Regions from separate parts of the Mus musculus genome. Here all the other regions are linked to region 3. The links are chromatin loops, found by intact Hi-C in ENCODE. Cell type or tissue: heart. All regions are shown on one strand. Each heading gives the region's core, and the rest is flanking DNA. Links, peaks and the distances in the headings are about the cores only.

The links. A loop is a pair of places that touch in the nucleus more often than their neighbours do. Peaks named below come from ENCODE experiments on the same cell type or tissue, not always from the same donor. Only the 100,000 strongest peaks of a DNase experiment are listed, where the experiment ranks them.
Region 1: a loop joins it to region 3, with 7 times the contacts of the local background. A loop is called at or near these places in 20 of 42 quality-filtered maps.
Region 2: a loop joins it to region 3, with 3 times the contacts of the local background. A loop is called at or near these places in 2 of 42 quality-filtered maps.

What each region holds. Positions count from the first base shown.
Region 1 is chr3:19,891,707-19,896,706 of GRCm38, forward strand. It overlaps the pseudogene 4632415L05Rik. Among named protein-coding and RNA genes, the nearest start is that of Gm42190, 60 kb to the right of the region's middle. In heart, for the core only: CTCF peaks have their summits at 3,119 (motif pointing left) and 3,322; a DNase peak (open chromatin) is centred at 3,085; H3K4me3 peaks cover 2,620 bases; H3K27ac peaks cover 1,716 bases.
Region 2 is chr3:19,952,042-19,957,041 of GRCm38, forward strand. It overlaps Gm42190 (a long non-coding RNA gene), which reads right to left and starts at 1,913. Exons shown (of 3, transcript XR_880695.1): 1 at 1,726-1,913. It also overlaps a transcript of Cp not described here. In heart, for the core only: no CTCF peak of the experiment used is centred there; DNase peaks (open chromatin) are centred at 2,020 and 5,000.
Region 3 is chr3:19,625,104-19,633,274 of GRCm38, forward strand. It overlaps n-TRacg3 (a tRNA gene), which reads right to left and starts at 2,928; the gene lies at 2,856-2,928. It overlaps n-TYgta1 (a tRNA gene), which reads left to right and starts at 3,252; the gene lies at 3,252-3,344. It overlaps n-TYgta2 (a tRNA gene), which reads left to right and starts at 3,679; the gene lies at 3,679-3,767. n-TAagc14 (a tRNA gene) reads left to right here and starts at 3,892; the gene lies at 3,892-3,964. In heart, for the core only: a CTCF peak has its summit at 3,858; DNase peaks (open chromatin) are centred at 3,178, 3,658 and 4,168; H3K4me3 peaks cover 2,266 bases; H3K27ac peaks cover 3,201 bases.

The sequences.
Region 1 (5,000 bases), core at 1-5,000, 260 kb after region 3:
GTAGGAAATTGAACAGCATTGAGAAAGAGAGGTCCAATGTGAGTTCAATTCCCAGAACCCCCCAAAATTGTCCTCTAATCTCCATATGTGTGCAATAGCACAGATATGCCCATATACACAACAAATAAATTAGTTTCATTTCTTAGGGAAAAAAGTAAAACTACATTGATGCCATTTTAAAGACTGATAAAATTGTTTTAAGAACTAGCTGTACTAATCAAAGTAACCGTGTGTTGAGATGGTGAAAAGTATTAATTTAATGTCCTTAAACATCTTATCCCTTTTCATGGTGAAGTGGGGACAAGAAACAGAAAACCTCATTTAATGGGCTGGAGAGATGGCTCAAGAGGTTAAGAGCACTGACTGTTATTCTAAAGGTCCCGAGTTCAAATCCCAGCAACCACATGGTGGACCACAACCATCCATAATGAGATCTGACACCCTCTTCCCATGTGTCTGAAGACAGCTACAGTCTACTTACATATAACAATAAATAAATCTTTAAAAAAAAATAACCTCATTTGATGAGAAAGGTCACAAAGCTGTCACTCTTCATTACATTCCCCCTTTAGAGATCTAGAGACAGTTAAATGAAAAGTAAGAGTGTGTAGAACAAGTGAGGCGAGTACTCTGACTTATAACTACCAGTGACTTGAAGCCAGGTGATAAACAAACAGGACCCAGGTTAGTCATGAGCCTGCCATGTGCAAAAGAAGCATGTGCTCTGGCCACACTCATGGAATTCCATGGGGAAGCTTCAGGAAAACTTTCGAGGTTCTCAATAGAACCAAGGGAGCTCATGGAACTGGAAGACAGCTCTCTGAGGCAAGCTGTTGGGTTTTGATAGCCACAAAGGTTATATGGTGTCTACAGAGGGCTAGGGGTGTGTCAAAATCAGCTAGAAACTGGTGTTGCTTGCAAAGTAGAAGGATGATCTAGAGAAGGAGATAGAAGAGATCCAGGCTAGGATCAGGTAAGGCCATGGCAGTGGGGATGGGAAGGACATAATATACAGGCACAAGCTACCGAGCCTTTTGTTGGGCCCTATTTGGCCTTGGTTTGGGCTCAATTTTTGAGACCCGTCATTCTCCTCCACTTGAGAATGACTCAGCACGACCTACCAACCTGATTGAGACTGCCTCTGCCTAGCTACTGCTGATGTAGGCCCCGTGAGATAACCCCACACCCCTCGTCATTTCACTCCATCACATATGTCATCTCACCCCATATCCCTACCCCCACCTCCTTGCCTTCTCTATATAAGCAAGTATCTAGTTTAATAAAGTGAGTTTCTGCTTTGACAACACTCCTGGCCCAGGTGTGTTTGTTTGGGGCCATCAACACTCACCATCCCACTCAGCCTCAGAGAGGCTGAAGTGAGCTCTCTCCTCTCGCCTGGACCTGCTAGCAGAGAGCCAACAGGCTTTTGAACTGATTAGATATGGAGATAGGAAAAGTTAAAGATGAACTTGCCATCATCAGAGCAAGTTACTAGATAGGATGAATATGACATAACCTGGGACTATTGTCGATACGGTATTCCCAATGGCAGGGTTCCTCGGGCAGCAAAGGCCATGAGGAAGAGGATGAGAGGATGACAGAAGGAGGAGCAACTTTGGGGGAAGCTTTGTGCTGTGTAGTTTTAGACATCTGGTCTAGCATCAAGAGGTTACAGTTAAAGGAATATAGTGGCTCCTTCCTGTAATCCCAGAATTTGGAAAGAAGAGGCAGGGAAATCAATTCCAAGACCATCCTTAGCCATAGAGAAAATTTAGAGAGATATACAAAACAAAAATAATTTGAATGACTCCCTATGCAACTAAGGCTGGCCATGAATACCTGACCCTCTGCCTCTATCTCTAGAGTGCTGGGGTTATAGGCATATGCCATACCCAGTTTAGTCTGCATTTTAAAATGTCTATTTAAGGGGGGATGGGGAAGGCAGTGAAGGAGTAAGACAACAACAACGGTACTTGTATGAAAGCACTATACTAAAAACTGTTACATTGTATTCTAACTGAAAACTTGGCTTTAGAAATGAGGCTGGGTACGGTGTTGCATGTCTATAATGCTAGTCCTTGGGAGAGAGGTAGAAGATCAAGAATTCAAGGCCTCATCAGATGCATTTGAAGTTTGAGTTCTGCTTCAACCTCATGTGATCTAGATTAGAAAACTTCAGTAAAAGTCTACTAATATGATTCAAACAACAACAACAACAAAATGTTTGCATGACATCACACTGAAAACGCGCCCATTGTAACACCAGGGTCATTATGCCGATAGCACTCATATTCCCTTGGTGTCTCACCTTATTAAGTCAATTCACCTTCTAGGTCTGCCTTTTCATCAGTGAAAATAACAGCAGATCTCATCTATTGAGAACTTTCTCAGTACCAGTTATTAACTAAGGTTCCATATTTACCAATGTATTAACAGAACTAGAGTAAAACACTTATCAAAGTAAATGACAGTAAACAGTAAATTGAGACAGGTATAATGCGGCCTTAGATTCCCAAGCCACCACAAGTATTGAATTAAAAACGGATAGCCAGTTTTCACTGGTATCTTAGCCTTCCTTAACGTACACATTTAAAACAGTCCTGGATGAGGAGTACTATTAGAGTCACCACCTTACACGATTTTTCAATCTTAACTAAGTATCTCAGGATCAAATAGTGGCACAGCCGTAACTGGAACCTAAGCTTGCAACCACCCAGCACAGCCGAGAAGCCTGCCCTAAGTCGCAAAACAATCAATCTTTAAGTGTATCCGTGGAATCGCTCACTCCTAGGGCGCAAAGACCTGGCTATGACTCTGGGGAGATAATTTGTCTCGCCCCAAACACTTTTGTAATTGATTTACCCGCAGTGTGTATGCATACTACCTCTGTAAACAACAAAGCTAGCAGCCCCAGAAGTTTGGGAAGCCCGCGCGTCCTACCGCGACCACTCCCCGCCCCGCTGCACTCTGGGAAACGTAGTCCTAGCCAGTCTCTGAGCCTTTTAGTCTTCATACAGTGAACCCTCAGCGCCTGTAAGGCCACATTCGGTTGCGAATCCGGGGCCGGCCTCTAAGCACATCAGCTCTCCAATGCCGCCCTCTGCTGGCCTTTCCCTTACCACACATTGCTAACCGGCTCCACGTACCCCGGAAATAAACTCTTCTTTTCCGGATTAAGAGTCCAGAGGTCCGTCTGTGGTTTGGGGGTATTTGGGTGCCCCTGGAATGAAGTACGTTCTGAAGTATGCTGCACCGAAGTGAGGGGACCGGGAGTCATGGAGGGCCAGAGCGCAGAGATGCTGCAGGCCAGGTGGAGGCGGAGAAGTTGCAGCGCCTCCCAGTGCACAAAGAGCTGGAGCAAGAATTCGACCTTGGCACCCTACCGGCTCCGGACCGCACTCCCGGACAGGCCGAGCTGCCGGCCTTGGCGCGGGACAGCACGCAGCTGCTCATCACCGTGCTGCTGCCGACCGTGCGCTGGGGGAGGCGGTGGTAGCGCGCTTGCCGGTGCCCTCCACTCGCTTGCCCCGCGGGAAGCTGCTATCCGTGCCGCGGCTGCTCACCCGCTGGCAGCAGTTCGCGCGTCATCAGAGCATCCACCCAAGAAGACCACTTTCTTGTGGGACGAGGTGAGTGGCCAGTGACGGTGCTGATTGGACTGCAAGCTCGCCCGGAACCACAGTATGGAATGGCTGATAAATGTGCCTGGGGGCACCCGACCCCATGGAAGCAGATTTAGGCCAAGAAGGAACGCGTGGCCAAGAACGAGCTAAAACGACCGCGGATCCGAGTGCACAAGATGTAGATGCCCAACTCAGTCGGCCTGCACCCAACGAGACACCTGAGTAAGGAGGAGCTGGTCTGCGCCCAGCAAGTGGCCAGTGACTCCACCGCTGCAGTGGGACGCTTCCAGGAGCGCCTCTCTAAGGAGAAGACGCCCCTAGAGCCCCGGAAGAAGAGGAAGTTTTAGTCCCTCTTTGAGGACTTTGTGACCGAGAAAATGACCAGTTGGAGCTACTGAAAGTCAAGAACAGCAAGAAGCCTCATCAGGATGTGAGGGGGCGCATCAACAAGCAGATGAGAGAAGAGGAAAATGAGCCAGAAAGGCGAAGAGAAAGGGGATCCAGCAAAGATCTTTGAGTAAGAGCAGGGGCTGGAGAGATGGCTTAGCAGTTAAGAGCACTGACTTCCCTTCCAGAGGTCCTGAGTTCAATTCCCAGCAACCACATGGTGGCTAAATAATAAATAATAAATCTAAAAAAAAAAAAGCATTCCAGGCAGCCTGCTCTAGGTGACAAGAAGAAAGAAGAATTGTACCAAGGAAGCAGTGTTCTCCCCATTGATCCTGTTCTGCCAAGCTGCAGGCTGGTGCAGGAGGTGGCCGCCACCCTCGTTGAGCTTGACATTGAAGGGACAGGTTTGCCTCCCTTCACGTCAGTGCTGGACTATGCTTTTCCCACAACAGAGACATTGGCTGGAACTTATAGCTCTAATTTGAGAACATGAGATTTGTAGAAATAATATGGTCAGAACCAGGAATAACTTAACAGCCTGCTTTTTTATCTTGACTTTGTATATTGGGTTGATGAGATTTCTGAAGTATAGTAGATTGGTCTCAACATTTTCGCATTATTTTTGTAGCAGCTTGTGTATGTATCAAAGCAGGGAGAATGGGGAAAACTATGTGATTTGCACGTATTATAAAAGATATGCTGATACCTGGTGTTAATTTTAACTTTTACTGTAGGTAGAAGTTGTTGAACATGAAGCCAGTGACCTGGGTACCAATATATTGTGTGCTTAAAAAAAAAAATGGTTACAGGTAAGTCACTTGTATTAGGAAAACTCAGAAGTTTATTTAGTGCTAAGTATAGTATCGAAAGCACAGTACAATTGATGTTGGCCAAATGAACACATTGTTTTAAATGATAAATTGGAATTAACCTTGTTACTCCAGAAAATACTTGTCATTTTGTTTATAATCAGTGGCTTTTGTTGAA
Region 2 (5,000 bases), core at 1-5,000, 330 kb after region 3:
GCTCAGACATATGAAACTATAAGGCAAATCTGTGTTATTAGGCCACTAAGTGCATGACAATTTGTTACAGTGGCAATAGAAATATATATTTACCTAATCAGTTGTATAAAGATTAAATGAAGAATTGATATGATTCTTGGCATAGAGCTTTATAGTGATAATACAAGAAATGTGAACATTATGGTAGCTAACACTTAATAATTTTTTTTGGTGTTGGTTGATCTGATATATCAAATATCAATCCAAGTACTTAGGATTTAATACAAAACAGGCTTGATCCAATGAAGAGAACACATTGCTTCTAATATAAAGTATATACTGCTGAGACAAACACAGATACTTATACCCAACCATTTGACTGAAGTTGGGGACCCCTGTGGTTGAATTAGAGAAAGGTTGGAAGAAGTTGAGGAGGAGGGCGACCACATAGAAAGATCAGCAGTCTCAACTAACCCAGACCCTTGAGATCTCTCAGACACTAGGCCGTCAACCAGGCAGCATACACGAGCTGGTCCGAGACCCGCAACACATATACAGCCGAAGACTTCCTGGTCTGGCCTCAATGGGAGAAGATGTGCATAACCCTCGAGAGACTTGAGGCCCCAGGGAGTGTGGGGAGGCCCAGCAGGAGCATGGGGGACATCCTCATGGAGACAGTGGGAGGAGGAATGGGATGAGGAATGGAGGAGGGCTATGTCTAAATTGTAAAAAAATAAAAGTAATAATAATAAAAAAGAAGTATGTGTTGTTTTGTATAATTTTTCATATTTTATGGTGCTATAACATTTTGGGAAGGGAAGATTTTTCTAAGTAGAGAAATACTACCCTTCCAAAGCAAGTTAATTGACTGGCTTAGTAAAGAACTTCCTGGCAAATAGGCCTTTTACATACTCCTAAAAGCCTGCTTGGTTATATTCTCCTGGCCAAGCCACTGTTTTCTCCATCCAAACTCATCCAAGGGCAAGATACTAGACATAGGGACAGCACTTCTGCCCTTAAATGAACTGGACTTTTTTTTTTTTTTAATTAGCCAATTCTAAACTGTTTGCCTTGTACTGCCAGTAGAAGCCAGCAATCTATGCTTCTCTTTACCTCTGCTCCTTTCCCCTGATCAGCTTCAATGCTTTCCATGCAAGGCCCTGTGTAGTGTGCTGCCCTCTTGTTTCAAGGTGGAGGTGTGAGCATTAATATACTTTTCAAAATTTGAGGTGCTCTGGTCCATGTCATCACTCAGTGTCTTTTTACAAATTAAGTTCTGGCACAAAGCATTATTTATAAACTTATCATCCCATCGTAGAGCAGAAGCCAAGAGAAATGGAGTCAGATATGTTGAGATCAAGAATATTTCGTGTTTCCCACTGACATTTGAGGTAACCAAGTCTAAAGGATACATTTCTATTATTCAGTGGATAATTAGTGGTGGCTCCTGCCTGTATTCCTAGCAATTGGGAGGCAGAGACAGAGACAAACACAATGTAATGAATTTGAGGTCAGCCCAGTCTATACAATCCAGGCCATCAAGGCTACACAGTGAGACCCTGCCTCACATTCCCTAACCTCAACAAAAGTCTTTAGTCAGACACAGTCACTCCTTCCTGCAATCCCAGTGCTTAGGAGAGAGAAGCATTCACATGAGTTCAAAGCTAATGAGTGCCAGACCATTCTGCGTTATAGAGTGAGACCCTGTCTCAAAAAGCAAACATAACCACAACAACATAAACTTACCCACTTCAGTCTTTGAGGTTTTGTTCACTATTGATAAGCCATAGGTTTTGTGTCTATATCATTCAAAGTAATAAGAAAATGAAATTAAGTTGGTGCCCTTCTACTACTTAAAAATAAAATCTCCTTTTGTTTCACATTGTACTGTTAGCTTTGGCAGCAACAAGACTTTCCTCCTCTGCTGTGAGGGCTTTGCTTGCCAGAACGGATAGACGGGGCCATGACCTCTCTCTAGGCATTCAAAGGAGTATGAAGCAATCAGAGTTTTCTGAGAACCCATCCCTAAATAGCCATGAAATGGTCAGTGGAACAGAAAATTTTGGCAGGGCTCACACTGTGCTGGGCTAACATTGTGTACCCATAATGAAAGCTCTGCAGGTGGCCCGACCACTGATAAAATTCCAGAGTTGCACAACTTCCTCTGTAAAAATCAGCAGGCTGATGGTTAGACTGTTCTGGGGCAATGCCCTATTCTATACTAAATCTCTTGCTAATAGAGTGAAGGACAATCCTTATTGCTAATGTGTCTTTTAGTAATTCTCTTGGCACAGAGGTTAACAGTTCTTACTTGACCCACAAGAAATATGAACAGAAATATTGAAAATGAAGAGAAATTTCAACCTGACAGAAATAAACTGAAGTGAGATTGATAAGAGGATCTTCTCCCTTGGTTTGAACCATTCTCAACTTTGGAATCTTAAATATAGAAGAAACTCCCTCTGTCCAAAAACCTTCAAGACAATGAAAAAAAACCTGTGAGAAATGAAGCTTTCACCTTACTATTGCACTGACATTACCAAGCAGTTAGCTTACACACTGCATTTAAGGAGGTGCTCCTTAGATGCTCAAGGCTCGGGATGTCTCTTTTGCTTTGCCCTTTACACTCGTGCTCACATTTCTGGTCAGCTCAGTCTATATTGTTGTGCTGCACTTTTCGAGTGCAGGGAAATCTCCACTACACTATTATTCAAAGTTTCCTTTTACATAGCAGCTCTGGAATTGCTCTGGGGAGTGATTGTGGTGTTTAATGCCCCTGCAAACAGCTGGTTCCTTGAAACTTTTCCTTCTTATTTAAGTAGCCCTAAAGCTTATGGGATTCTCCCCACTTCCTGCCATACAGCAAGCCGCATGCTTCTCAGTGGAAAAATAATCAACATAAAGTGGGACAACAATTCAAACTTAATGATTTCTCCTACACTATATATAAAGGATTCACTGGCACCAATTAGGGTTCGTGTTTAATCATTTAGTTCCACCGTCACTGTGAAGGGTCCTATTAGTATAGGATTCATCTGGAGCCTATATGATCCCATTTATTTACTAGTTGGCAGAATATTTTGGGAAGTAGGCACTATGGAGATGGCTGCTCTGGCCTCCTTAAACCCACAGTAAATTTAAACATGTAGAGAAGTAAGATCAATAGTGGCTTCTTGTTAGTTAGAGGCACATCCCTCCCTCTAGAGAATGAACTGCTAGAAGATGCCTTCTAATTGCCTGTCTTAGGGGAAAGAGCCGTTTGGGAAGAAGTTTCTTACAAAACATGGAGCTTGACCAATGAAGTTTGGACAAAATTTCAGACATACTCCTGTCCTCCCTGTGGATGTGAAGGAAGAGTTGTTCAGGAAAGTTCCAGAAAGAGGCTTGGGCACCTCGCCTCCTATAATTCCCTTTTCTGTATAAAGTCAAGTGGTCAAGATTATCAGTAGCAAGGATAGCCCAGTAGCTCAGTACTAGAGCACTTGCCTGTTAAACATAAGGATGCCTAAATCTCTGTATTCAATCCCATTAAAACACACACACACACACACACACACACACACACACACACACACACACACACACTGTTGTTAGTAGCTTGCAAGGTCATTTCAATTGATCTGGATAATTTCCTTCAAGGCTGACCTTTACAAATGAGGAAACTGAAGCTAAGGGTAAGAATTTTGACAGCATCAGATTTTAACTTTATCCTGACATTTTTTTTCTAGCATCTATGACTGACATTGTGTTCCTCATTTTTCATGTGTTAATAAGTTTTCATGTTGTATATAACGGCATGCATGCTCCATGGAGTTATATCCACTGCTATCTGCCCACTGAGGACAGAACTGCACGCACCATGGAACTCATTCAATATTTGTTAAATAAGAGTACCTGTTCTGATACCAGTCTATTTCAGCAAATAGCATTTAGTGCTATACAGTATCCTACAAGAAAACAACAATAACAACAATCGCTTTATTAACACAAAATAGTAACTGCTATCATCAGGATTGCATTTCACTTTAGGAAAAAAAAATTATACATTTAGATACATGCCACAAGTGAAGACAGAGTTCTAACCAAAAATCTTTTACCTTAAAGCTCTCATACATGTTACAGAGAGAAATTCTAGGTTAATAAACAAAGCTCTTTTTCCAGTTGAGTAAAATCATTCTTTGCCTTTGAAAACAGGCTTAATTGTGGTTGATTTTTTTCTTTTCCTCTCTCTTTCCTATCTCTTTTCCTTTCTCTCCTCCTCTTCCTTCTTTGCCCATTCTCTCTCTCTCTCTCTCTCTCTCTCTCTCTCTCTCTCTCTCTCTCTCTGAGTATTACTTCATTGTACAGACGGGTACTAAAATCCTAGATTCAACAGATTGTCATGTGCCAGTTTCCCCATTATGCATAGCTTATTTGGTTTGTGACTGACTTCTTTTTTTTTTTTAAAGATTTATTTATTATTATACATAAGTTCACTGTAGCTGACTTCAGACACACCATAAGAGGGTGTCAGATCTCATTACAGGTGGTTGTGAGCCACCATGTGGTTGCTGGGATTTGAACTCAGGACCTTCAGAAGAGCAGTCAGTGCTCTTATCCGCTAAGCCATCTCACCAGCCCTTGTGACTGACTTCTATCATTCAAACAAAATTATCATTTCCTGGTATGTTCTTCTATTAATTTCTACATAGCAATCCATGTCAACTGATAAAGTCTCTATAACACACAGTACAAAAAAATTTTTTTAAATGAAATTTTTATTGGCTACTTTTACGATGTGCTAAATATGTTTCATATCTTCAAAATTACAAGTAAGTTTTTGTTAGTTTTCTAAAAATCATTAACAATGACATATTTGATTCATTTTTCCTTGGCTTATTAAAAACTGGCTCTGGGTGAGGTGTAGTGCCTGGGATTGCTAGAAGAACAAAGGGAGCATTTAGAGATGGTCTCTGCCCTCCTGGAATTTACACGATGAATGGAAGAAGATGCAGAATTGCGCATGCTGTGCATGTCCAACA
Region 3 (8,171 bases), core at 1,688-6,687:
GGTTACTTGTTTGTGCTCAGCTCAATTACATTTTCCACTTTTATACTGTTCAGGGCAGCCTGCCTAGAGAATGATACCACAATGGGCTAGGTTTTCTCACACTAACAAGACAATCCTCTACAGACATGGCCAGCCTGATCTAGACAATTCTTTCCAGGTGATTCTAGGTTATGTCAAGTAGACAGTTAGAGCTAATGAGCATATATGTAAAACAGGAAGTCAAGGAGAGACAAGGTCTTACAATCCTTCTGAGGACGTGCTTCAAGATCCTAGTAGCTTCCTACTAGGTAAGACCCTCTTAAAGACCCACTACTATCTGCCAATTTTACTTTGGGGTCCAAGACATCTGAACTCTTAAGTGGAAAAAAATAATACCCAATAACAGCAACTGTCAGCCTGAGAAGTATTGTCATCCAGCTGGTGGATTTTCTCTCTCTCTCTCTCTCTCTCTCTCTCTCTCTCTCTCTCTCTTCCTTAAATACTATGTGCTCTTGTTTCTTGAATATTTTGTTTTGCAGAAGTACTTCTGTGGCAGATGTAGAATTTTGTTGCTAGGAAAGGAGTCACTGTCCATCGATGAGTACAGTAGTTAACAGAATGTTCTGGATCCTCCAGATGTTACCAGCCTTTGAACCAGAAAGTGGTACAAAGGGCCCAACTGTTTCTGCCCTTCTTGGGTCTCTTCTAAAGGGCAGTCCTTGCTTTGGAACTACCAAAGGTGCTGGCAGAAGCTGTCAACTCAGCATTACTACATGATGTTTTTCGTACCAGGTCCCCCCTCTCCATTTCTACATTAAAAATGTATACATTAAAAATGTGTATTCTAATTCTTTCTCAGATTCATCTCCCTGGAGAACTTGTTGGTATGACATCTTCAAATTATATTTATTTTCTCTCAGAAAGATATTTAGAGACTGTATTAATTTTCGATTGCTGTAGTAAGACACAATGAACAATGTAATTTGTAAAAGCAAGCATCTAACTTGGGGCTTACAGTTTCAGAAGGTTAGTTCGTGGCCATCATGGTAGAAAGAAAGTGACATAGCCACCAGGTGGGTCATTGGGGAAGGAATGGAGGAAGAGAGGCAGGGAAGGAGGGAGGGAGTGATGAGAGGAGAGATCCACCTAAAATGGTAAGGGCTTTTGAAACCTCAAAGTTGATGCGCAGGGACACACCTCCTAATCTTTCCCAAATAGATTCACCAACTGTGGACCAAACATTCAAATATATTGAGCTTATGGGGTCATTCTCATTCAAACAAGCACAGAGCCTCCTGCAAATTTGACCTTTCTGCTTTCACATGTGCTATTTGATTGGGTAGGCAATTTTGTCTCAAAGTTGTCTTCTCACAGAAAGGCCCTGCCCTACTGCCTTTTAGTGTGTGCTGCTGCTAGGTCTGGCTACAGACCAATTCTTATTCTTGTTCAAGGCTGCTGTCTTTTGTTTTGTTGGGCCCTCATTGGTGAAAGCCTCCAAGGGTTTTACATTTCACCAGCCTGTGTTCAGCCTTGGCTGTTTTTATCCAGTCCTCATGGATGGCCACTTTGCTCCCCGATTGCCTGTTTTATGTTCTAGAACATGTATTCGGGAGTTGTGTTCTCTGGATCTCTTTTCCATGCTCTCACTTTTATAATGTTTTGCTTTCCAATGTCTGATGTGCTTCAAGATATGTGCACTCTGATTTACATCTTCACATTTGGTCATCATCTATGTCTGACGTATAATTTTTTTGCCTGAGCAGACCTGGTTTTAAGGTTTAAGAACTCAGTTGCTCTCTGATGCTTTTGCTACCTGTGTTCTGGTTTTCACTGTTGCAATACCTTCTTGGATTCCTAGAGGAGAACCATAAGCATTTCGAAACATACTTTTGTTCCGTTACTCATGTTATTTTTAATTCTCTTGGGCCATTTGCTTCATTTGAACTTTCTTCTATTTAAGGTGTTGTTTCCCCATTTAAGAGACAAATGGGCTTTCTCATTTACTGGGAAGGGCTGAAGCGCATGCTGTATCTCATCAAGAGCTCAGCGATTTGTAGGGGAGCCCTACGGCCCTAGAGAAAAAGGAACTGAAGGCACTGAGGAAGGAGCCTTCCTGACACTATAGCCTTCATTTCCTACGGCTTCCCTGTGTGACTGTGTCTGTAGCTCACGTGAAATTTTGTAATAAGAGACAAAAAAATAAAAGAAACCACCATCATCCCCCACTTCTTGGTCCCCTGTGCTTCTTCCTCTTAAGTTGCTTGAGGGTGATGGTTTCTCTCACAGTGCAAAGATGCTGTAACAATGACCTGAAAATAATCACTTTGTTTCCTACCCTTGCAAAATAAGAAAATGAACTAAGAACACGATAGCGGCTCTTTGGTTTGTCTATGAACTTACGTGGAGGAAAGCAACGCTCCCTCAACTTCCATAAAGGTTCTTTTTTCTTTTTTTCTTTTTTAACCCTGAGAAACACTAAACAACTTTAAAGATACCAGCTGCTATCTAGTCGGCATGATAACAGCCACCTAGCTCCTTTTGCTCAAACACCTGACTTGGTGAAAAGACCCAAGCCAATGGGTGGATTAAAAACAAAAAACAAAAAAAAACCAAAAAGCCCTACAACTGTGTGGGCACATTATCAGAATATGGAGACAAACACTTATCATTTTACTGTCTTAAAATGCCAAGTAATGGCCCACTTAGATAAAATATTTTTCTGAACGCTTCAGAACCATGTCAAAAATGTATTTTAATGAATGGCCCTGCGCCACGTGCCTTAAGAGGGGTGATGGGGCCAGGAGCAGGGACAGGCTGGTTATTAATGCAGGCTGCTATAAGTACTGAGCTAGCCCAACACGGTTGGGCCAAAAGCTCGAGCCAGGTAGGAGTCGAACCTACAATCTTCTGATCCGTAGTCAGACGCGTTATCCATTGCGCCACTGGCCCGTCGGCGTGGGCTACTCTAGGGGCTTTCGAGATGACAGCATGAGATCGTTCTCTACAGTCTTATAGTGAGAAGGGCAAAGGTGGCACAGGCAGGCGAGGCGAAGAATGAGAACCAGAGCCTGGGCCTCCCGAGGACTTTGTGCTAGGGTCCTTTCTAGGCCGCTCAGGAATGCGGGAGGCAAAACGATGGCTGTGCGCATGCGTAGAACGACCCGCGCCCCTAACGTCTGAGTCCTGACTAGTGCGCATGCGCAGCTCCCTCTGTCAACCGAACTCCTGATTGAGATGTGTTCAGTGTCAAGGGGCAGAACATTTCTTGTGTCCCTTCGATAGCTCAGCTGGTAGAGCGGAGGACTGTAGCTAACTCCCCGTTAGAAGACATCCTTAGGTCGCTGGTTCGACTCCGGCTCGAAGGAGACAGTAATGTTTTCTCCATGCTTATGTGTTTAGACTTACCGGTCTTGCCCGGGGCCCCACTCTCAGCTACTGTACTCGCTAACCATCTTGGCGGTTCGAGGACTTTCTCTCCCAAAAGGGCCTGTATTCTTCCGTACTCGTCAACCTTTTGCGACCTCATAGTGAGAGCGCTCTCCGACCAGTCCCAGAGTACGGGTGTACTACCACTAAGTCGGTTCCTCACGTATGCGGTTGCGCGAGCCCGCGTTCCACGCACGGGGGCGACCTTTTTCCCGGCCGCGCGGAGCAGTGACGTGGCGTTATGGAGCCCTTCCGTCAACCGGCTTGCCGCTCCCTTCGATAGCTCAGCTGGTAGAGCGGAGGACTGTAGGCTTGTGGCTGTGGACATCCTTAGGTCGCTGGTTCGATTCCGGCTCGAAGGAAAGAGCTTGCTATTTTCTTTTACCTTTTAATCCTATCTATGAGGCATGTTCGGAACAAATTTCCATGCCTCGCAGTGCGCTCCTCCTCCTCTAGGGGAGCACATAAAGGCCAGATGCCGGTGGAGGGGGATTAGCTCAAATGGTAGAGCGCTCGCTTAGCATGCGAGAGGTAGCGGGATCGATGCCCGCATCCTCCAGTTCCCCTTTTTTTGTCTTTGCATTTCTGTAGTTTTTCTTTTCATTGTTATATACCTCAATTGAAGCCGAAAGACAGTAGGCAAAACTCAGCGAGATGATTTTCAACCTTTCAACCTTGTATTTTGTGTGGTGTCCAAAACTTCCAGGCATGCATTAACCGGTATGCAACAGCCGCTCCCCAGCAAAACCCGGAAATAGACCCAGCTTTAAACCCTGGCTAAGCTGAGGGTCCGGGGCTGTGTGGCTCCACGGGGGACGAGGCCTAAGGGTGTATATCATGGCGCTGGAGTGATTTTCTTCAGAAGCGTACGGGACTCTAGTCTTCTCCAGGAAGAAATTGTGGGGCATCGCGTAGACTAGGGACTTTCACAGAGGGTAAATTGAAAATTAAAACAAACGAACAAATGAAGCAAACCAAACCAAACCGAACCAAAAAAAAAAAAAAAAAAAAAAAAAGGTCCGATTTAGGCTCCCTCGTTAAAAGACATACTACACACGTACACACATATACTTCAGTCAAGGGCAGAATTATTAGCCTTTTGACGATTATAATAAGTCATAATTCCTTTGTACATTTTAGAGTCCTGGGCAACCTGTGTGCTTTTGTTTCCAGTGTATACAATCTGCTGCAATTTCTAGCTGTCTTCCACTTTCTATCTTTCCATTTTTAATCCTATTTTGTTATTTTCAATAAAGCTTTTGATTAAATCTTTGTCACTTAAATATATCCCCCTACATAAAATTATGTATTTTTCTTATTTTACAAAGGTTCCAAGTAACTCCTCGGGGCCTGCAGGTGTGGCATGTTCACCAGGCCTCTTCTCAAAGGCTTCAGGAGCTGGGCTTGAGTTGCCTGTGCCTCCCAAGTACCGTGTGTGTGCGTGTGCGTGCGCGTGTGCGTGTGTGTGTGTATGCGTGTGCCAGAGCAGGGTGTGCAGGCCTCTAGCTCTTCACTGTCTTCCTCCGCTTTCCCAGAACTGGGGTTATTGGTGTTCACCACAGTGCTTTGCCACTTAAATCTTATTTGTGAACAATAACAATTCCTGTAAGTGTATGTGGTAAAAAGAGAAAGGAATGTCAAGTCAGATAGTAGGGATGGTATCTGCACCAGAATCCAGACACTTCCTGAGGTCAGCAATCCAGACAGGGAAGTGCAGAGGTTCAGATGTGAAAATCAGGAGGCTGGGTCACAGAGAGGTTAGTCACACAGGAAGTGAGAGCCAGTGGCTTGTGTTGACTCTGTAGGACATTGGACAGGGTGCTCAGCATCTGGGTTATTTCCCTTTCATCTTCCATAAAGCAGGATGGCCCTGTGGCACTTCCTCTCACTTAAGATAGAATTTCACTCTCTTAGCAGAGGTCCTGGAACACAGTAAGAATCAATAAGAAGGGGGATGCGGATGGAGGAAAAGGAAACGGGAGGGGAGGAGAGTGAGAGGCATAAATGCAGCCTGGTATTCTGCTGGCACACTGCAGAGCCTGGGACAGACTTCAGTACCAAGGGGCCTGGTGAACATGCTACACCCGCAGGCCCCGAGGAGTTACGTGGAATCTTTGCATATGTGTTGTCTAAACACATATGTGCTGTCTAAACACATAAGACAGTGCAGAAAAGGGGTGCTGGGCTTTCCCAAGCCAAGGAAGTAGACCAAGACTGAAAATACAGAATGTGGTTAAACACATTATGGGATGGCCATGTAATAGCGTATGTGTAAAAGTAACCACTGGCATTTTACTAAGAGCTTGTAAGAACATGGCGGCAGGGGTGTGTAGTTCCAATGGTGCTAAGGAGGACTAGAGCCTGGTGAAGGCGTCAGATAGGACCACTTGCTGGGCATCTCACTGGGTATTTCTAGCACAGAAATTGTGCCAAAAAGCTAAGAAGCTGAGTGGTGGTGGCGCACACCTTCAATCCCAGGAATTGGGTGGCAGAGGCAGGCAGATTTCTGAGTTCGAGGCCAGTCTGGTCTACAGAGTGAGTTCCAGGACAGCCAGGGCTACACAGAGAAACCCTGTCTCGGAAAAACTAAAACCATGCAGGGGCTGAGGATGGTTTCTTAGAACCATGTGGACTTCTGAGCACCGCCCTGCTGAAGCAACACAGGTTTCCAACCTCTTGAACTTGTCACAAACTCTTACAGAGGACAGAAAATATTGCTGTAAGCCAATGAGGTTGTTTGTCTTGATCATCAACATAACTGATAACTTGTTTGGTTTGTCCTTAATGGGACAAGTATTTACAATCCCATGTATGGCCATGGTCTCTGTTGAACATTTGCACGGTTTGGGTTATTTCAAATTTTTGGCAGGCCTTGACGGTGGAGACTTAATTTCTATTGTTTGAAGCTTGTATTTCTCTTGTCCTTTGTGGGTTTTGTCTGTTTCTTTAAACTTTTATTGGACATATGAAAACGTCTTGTTGACTTGCAATGCACATTTTGTAGTTAAAGTCTGTAATCAGCAATAAAAACCCAAAATGTGCAAAACAAAAAAAACAAAACAAAAACAAAAAAACCCAAAAAACAAAAAACAAAAAAAAGAAAAACTAAAACCAACACAAAACAAAAACCAACAACAACAACAACAAAAATTGTGCCAAGAAATGTTCAGAAGAAAGTATGGTATGCTAATTTTTACTCATTTTCTCAAAGATCTTCGTGATGAAGTGAAATCTAGAAAGAACAACTTTGAAGGTGGAACAATTATCAAGATAAAACACAGCTTCCAGTGAGCAGTTTGCAATCAGCTTAATACATGAAATGCCAGCGTGTAAAGCACTTGAAATTAGTCCCTTCCTTGTGATTTTTATCTTTATGAAATGTCATTTCTCATTCAAAATTTAAAGTCATATGTTCAAACTCCTTGTTGCCAGGTAGCAAGAAAAACTGTAACAGAGCCAATGAGCAGAGGCAACATGGCAAGTGACCAGTGGAGTTTCTGATCAGGTACTGGGCTCTTCTGCGTAGGTAATAACTGGGATCTCACTACACAGATGAAGGCTAGGGCTGGTTTATTTCTCAGTAACTTTTAAGATCGATGCATAAAAGCAGAAATTCTCAGGATGAGGGTCTTGCCTCTGTTGTCACTGTAAGGGGTGGTGGTTTTGTGTATTCTAGACTGGCCTTCAATAGGGTGCGGCCTTGGCTCTACCTCCCACACACTGGGAAAACAGGAATGCGCAAGTAGCTCACATTTTTTAGGAAGTGGGGTTTTTTGTTTGTTTGTTTGTTTGTTTGTTTTTATCCACAGCTTTGGCTATAGGAAACCAAAGGAAGAGCCATTGTATCTGGGTGATCTACCAAGCCTTATGGAGAGAAGGTGAAGCCCCAGCTGACAGTATATTGTTAATATGGAATCTGTGTCAAGGACCCCAGTGTAGCAGACCCAAGGAGGGAAAAAGCCTACCCCAGGTGAGGTCCACAGGGATGACAAAGCTTTCCTCTGTTCCCAGAACTAGTGAGGAGTGACTGGCCTTTAGTTAAAACCAGTGTATGCAGAAACTGTCAACCAGAGCTTCCTGCCTCTGTATGTGTGCATGCTGAGGGTGCTGCTTCTCAGAGGCCTCCCTCTGGAGGAGTTAGCCCCTTCCCTGTGTGATATACACAGGAACTTTCTGGGGGGATTTATTGTATCATGGGTGACCCCACACAGCTTTTCTAGCTGTCATTTCTTCATTCTTGTGTCCCTTGAGTCATGTTTCCAGGGCCAAGTTGTGCAGAACACAGCAGAGCCTGGTACTTGGAACAAACCCAGTTCATCTAAATTTCAAATAAAGTGTAGCCTTCTTTATGGAATGTGTAGTGTATTTTGCTTATAATAGTTGTGGGGAGGAGGACGGATGGATGTGTATTGCAGAAAACTACTAACATTTTTAGCCCAGGAGTTGGCTCAAGTACCCACATAAAAACACTTGCAACCCTAGTGCTGGGCGATGAAGACAGAAGAGTCCCAGGGGCTCACTAACCAGTCAGCCTGTGCAATTGTCCTGTCTTCAGAAGATTCAGAGCATGAGAGCTCATGGCAGCTGATGTCAGTGTCTGGCTGTCATATGCACGTACACGCAGAGCTAGCACATCTGTGCCCACACACCAAGAACACTTGGTTTACCCAAGATTAATTATTTGCTGTTTTGTTTTGTTCTGGGATTAAAGTAATTTGGAGGAGAATTAATCAATGCTGCAAGCCATGTCCTGCGTGTGTGTGTCC